2 separate regions of the Homo sapiens genome follow, and region 2 is linked to region 1. Evidence: read pairs that join two places in POLR2A ChIA-PET (ENCODE). Cell type or tissue: PC-9. All regions are shown on one strand.

Region 1 (2,500 bases):
TTATAATATATAAACATTAAAATTTCACAAGCTCAGATCTTAACTTCAATTTAAGCTCTTATCAAATAGTCTAAAGACCCATGTCATTGTCACTAGGCTTACATTCAAGCTTGCAGTATTATTGATTCTGCCTATCCACTCAGAATTTATTTTGTTAAGTAGTCACTTTATTTAAAATATTCAGAGCTAAAAAAATTAGACAGAGCTGTTCCTGTTTAAATCTGTAAAGAAGGGAAAGTTTTAGAAACCTGTTATATTGCACTGCCTACCCTGACAGCCCCCACCCGTAGTGCCCCCTCTTCACCTTAGGGTATTGCTGTCAACTCTCTAGGTTGGAAACCAATTTGATCAACTAATCCCTGAGATAAAATGTTATCCCAGTATGGGTTTAGGAGTGATTCCTCCAGGCATATTTACATTTTAATAAGAGGCCCTTAAAGTCCCAAATCTGCTAAGATGTGAATGTGTCTATCTGTACCATGCCCAGCAGGATAGGTTGTGGGGAAAATCATCTCAGTTTCAGGGCTCCCTGGGTCTCTTGCAAATCCTTTTATACAGATTGTTCTCTGTGCTCTCCAGTATAAAGCACATCCCAGCTAACAGAATTTTAATGAGATAAATGAGAAGCAGGATAATGTAGAGGAAAGAATACTAACTTTGGAGTTGGGAAAACTCTTAGATTTCATCCTGGTCAATCAGGTAGCCTCTCTAGCCTCAGCTGGCTCATTTGAAAATGGTAATCTTTAGCATCCTCTGGTGCTGTGACACCGGGATTAGATAGAGTTGAAATATATCTTCGCAGCAGATAAGTGCAAACAATAATAGTTCTCCCTCCAAGAACGCATTCTAAGACCTGATGTAATGCTCCACATATTTTATCTTTTAAATATTTTTTTTCTTGGAACACCTATCTTCTTTCTTTTTTTCCTTCAACTTTTAAGTTCTGGGGTACATGTGCAGGATGTGCAGGTTTGCTTCATAGGTAAACGTGTGCCATGGTGGTTTACTGCACAGATGAACCCATCACTTAGGTATTAAACCTAGCATGCATTAGCTATTCTTCCTGATGCTCTCCCTCCCCTTACCCCCACTCCTACAGGCCCCAGTGTGGGACACTTATTTTCTTAGAAGACAGATAAAGTGTTGCTATGATAATTAATTGCAATTACCTCGCATTGAAATATCATGAGATATTAGGAGAAACTCATAATCCAAAAGACGATAGCAGACAAAGGGAAAAGCTAGACTCAAACTTGTGAGTCAAGAGGATGAAAATTGGTTTTCTTTTGCCTTCCCTTGTCTTTCCCTTCCCTTGTCTTTCCTTTTCTTTTCTTCCCCTCCTTCCTTCCTTCCTTCCTTCCTTCCTTCCTTCCTTCCTTCCTTCCTTCCTCCCTTCCTTCCATCCATCCATCTTTTTTTTTTGACAGTCTCACTGTTGCTCAGGCTGGAGTACAGTGGCCTGATCTTGTCTCACTGCAATCTCCGCCTACCGGGTTCAAGCCATTCTGGTGCCTCAGCCTTCCGAGTAGCTGGGATTACAGGTGTTTGTCACCACACCTGGCTAATTTTTGTATTTTTATTGGAGACAGGGTTTTGCCATATTGCCCAGGCTGGACTCAAACTCCTGGCCTGAAGCTATCTGCCTGCTTCAGCCTCACAAAATTCTGGGATTACAGGCAAGAGCCACCGTGCCCAGCTTCCTTTTTTTTTTTTTTTTTTTTTTTTTTTAAATAGAAGGAGTCTTGCTACATTGACCGGGCTGGTCTCAAACTCCTGGCCTCAAGCAATCTGCCTGCTTCAGCCTCACAAAGTGCTGGGATTACAGGCATGAGCCACCATGCCCGGCTTCCTTTTTCTTTTTTAATAGAAGGTATCTTGCTACGTTGACCAGGTTGGTGTCAAACTCCTGGCCTCAAATGTCCTGCCTTGGCCTCCCAAAGTGCTGGGATTATAGACGTGAGCTACTGCAGCTGGCGTTTATACTGAAAAGTAGTATAAATGTCCTTTTTAATATTCCCGTATCATTTTTATACTTATCAATGGGGTATGCAGCAATAACAAAAATTCAAGTAAGAGGCAGACTAAATCAATCACCTAATTGAATTAGATAATTAAAGAAGATGTCAAGGAAAAATACAACAATGGAATTCTTGCACAAATACTCATTATGTCAGGAAACAAACATGAAACAAGGAACCCCCCTAAATATTGATATTTCCAACATGCTCATGCCGGGAACGCTCTATGATAGAAATGTACCCTCTTTTTCTCTTCATTCCCATAAATCAAACTCACTTTTCCAGTATTTTCCACATTTTACTAGCCCTAAGAATTACCTGGAAAACTTGTTAAGACCAGTTCCTGGGCTGTTTTGGATCCTCTACAATTCTAAAAAAGGGCACAGGGATCTCTAGGTCTCATAAATATCCTCAGTGATTCCTATAAGGAGAAAATCTTGGAAACACTGGGTTTGATAAATGAACACCTGCCAACGTATCTC
Region 2 (2,500 bases), 160 kb before region 1:
CTCAGGGCCTGTCTCAAGCACTAAGCTAAAATAGTTCATTGTAACTCTTCTCCTTGGCAGGATGAGATGGCTCTCTTTTCTCCTGTTTTATATTCTGCATCTCTTATTTCCTCCCTTAAACTGAGGAATGCCTCCAGCTTTTGCCTCTTCCCTTTTAGGTGTTCTCCCTATCTCTCCCTTTCCTCTGCTCCTACAAACCTAAGGAGGAAGAGATCACATAGGAGAGTTTTTAGATACAAAAATATACATTCAATAACAGTATCAGAGACTCTCCCTTCAGGAGTAAGAATGGCTACTCTGTGAAATGTCACCAAGCATTGCAGGGAAATGATTCAGTTCCTGCATCCTGGGACAAACATATTCAATGTGGAATCAGTTTCACAGCCAATAAAACCTCTTCCAAGACAGCATGAGAGGCTAGAAGAATGTGGTTAAGAATGAGTACATGCCTGTCTGAGTGTGCGTGTGCATGTGTGTCTGTGTGCGTACATGCGTGTCTGTGTGAGTACATGCATGCATGTATGTGTATGTGTCTCATGGGAACAGGTCAATAGGTTGAGCATTCTGAGGAAGACACCATGGGAGACTCTACTCTCAGTCTGTCCTGAGCCGTGCAGTCTGCTCTGTGTTCCATCTCAAGGAATCCAGGTGACCGAAGCATGTCCGTGCTGGTCTAAGGCCCTACCAATTATCTGTAGCTGAGATTATAGCTGAACAGGCTGGAGATTTCATGTTTTCACATGTTGTGGTAAATGAGCCCCAAGAAATAGAATACAGTCTTGTAGGGCTGGTAGATGTCTCCCCCAGCTCAGAGAAATCCAGGGCTGTGTATAGAGTATGGGGTTGAGCAGGCTTCATCTTGAACGGCTAGTGTTTGGGAGTGAACTGCCCGAGAGGAGTGGGTAAACCAGGCGTCTGGCAGCATGCAAAATGTTCACGTGCCTCTCCTCCTTCAGCAGGGAGGAAGGGCTCCAGATACTGAACTAAACAGGTGGCGCTTTTAATGCTGCCAGTTCTCACTGAGTCTGGGCATCTAGAAATGCAAAAGAAGCAGGGAGGGAAAATGAGACGTGGGGATGTGAGAGACGCAGTGCTGTAAAGGAGGGGAGTCCGTGGATGGAGACTGTATTAGGGTTTGCGGCGTAGGAAGAAGGTGAAGGCCGTTAGAAACTAGCCATTGGTCAGTCTCATAGAATAGCAGATTCTATGAAGGACAGGCATGGCCATTTGGAACTGAGGACTGATCTAAGAATGAAGGACTTTTCCCACTAGGGTACGATAAGATCATGCGTCAGCCTAACGCAGGACATGAGCCATTTGTTATGATTGCAAAGATTTCTTATGAGTCAGCGTGTTCCAGGCTGCCCCTTCAGAAGTGGGGTAAGCTGAAACCTGCTTATAAACCTGTTTCCAAGCTGAGGTGTCTGATTTTAACTTCCAGGAGATGGAAACTGAAGCTGTTAATTGGCTCTACATGGCCTCCCACTATGGCAGCCCACATAGACCACATTTGGTGATTACTCAATAAATAACGTTTTGCTGTTGGTGATATTAAGATAACATGTAAAAAATGTCTGCCTATTCCACATTCTCCAAGGCAGTATTTTTCTAATTTTTGAGGGTATGGAACCCTTCATGTCTCTGAATCCTAAATATATATTTTTTTTAAATGAAATCACTGTTTCTAAGGAGAAGTCCTCATATGAAAGTGTTAAATATGTATATCTTTAAAGGAAGTTTACTTTTTTCCCCTTGTGGAATTTAAGATGACTGTACAAAACACATTTTCCAGGAAATACATATTTTTCTTTCTCCCATCACCGAAAAGGAAATTACATAGAGATGATGTTTCTGGCCACGCCTAGTTGAGCCGGACTGACCTGCTGGGCTCAGAGTAGAAACCAGCAACACTGTCCTCACCAGAAATTAACCACCTGAGAAACAGCCATGCAAAAATGGCAGCCAGCATTAGGCTGTGATTAAGGTTAAACAAACCCAAACATGTTAAAAAAAAAAAAAAAACCTTTTGACATAGTAAATGCTCATTCATACAGTATGATTTTTTTGGTAACAAACATGCCTTAGGCTTCTTACCAATGCCTGCCTTTTTTGAAGCTAATTTACCCATGAAAATGAAGCTGCTAGTTAGAAGAGTTGTTGTTTATTCTGGCCTCAGCAGGTCAACTTGATTTAATGTGGAAACACTTTTCAAGCCTTTTGGGAGAGGCATATTTTGAAGAAGGTCATTAACAGTTTATGGGTTTTTGGTGATGACCTTAACACTAATATTTACAGAGTGACTCATATTTACACAGTATTTTTACATGCATTATTTTATTTAATTCCGAGGGAAAAGTACTGAGTGTTTTACCATCATTTCTATTTAAGAAATAGATCTAGTCGGGCTGTTATTTACCTTATGGCTATAAGGAGGTTATTAAAAGAGGAGGTCTTGAACTTTTCAATACTCATGCTCTAGTATACAGACACTCTGACTCCC

Evidence for each region. ChIA-PET counts read pairs that join two places held together with the same protein. Peaks named below come from ENCODE experiments on the same cell type or tissue, not always from the same donor. Only the 100,000 strongest peaks of a DNase experiment are listed, where the experiment ranks them.
Region 2: POLR2A ChIA-PET joins it to region 1 with 5 read pairs; 3 of 35 experiments call an interaction of 5 or more read pairs at or near these places.

What each region holds. Positions count from the first base shown.
Region 1 is chr2:200,629,439-200,631,938 of GRCh38, reverse strand. The region is part of intron 20 of AOX1 (aldehyde oxidase 1); the gene reads right to left. Among named protein-coding and RNA genes, the nearest start is that of AOX1, 45 kb to the right of the region's middle. In PC-9, no CTCF peak of the experiment used is centred here; no DNase peak of the experiment used is centred here.
Region 2 is chr2:200,786,407-200,788,906 of GRCh38, reverse strand. All of the region lies in intron 3 of BZW1-AS1 (BZW1 antisense RNA 1), which reads left to right. It also overlaps the pseudogene AOX3P-AOX2P and the pseudogene AOX2P. Among named protein-coding and RNA genes, the nearest start is that of BZW1, 24 kb to the left of the region's middle. RefSeq lists an enhancer at 1,082-1,598. In PC-9, no CTCF peak of the experiment used is centred here; DNase peaks (open chromatin) are centred at 376, 1,356, 1,846 and 2,316; H3K4me3 peaks cover 1,855 bases; H3K27ac peaks cover 2,500 bases.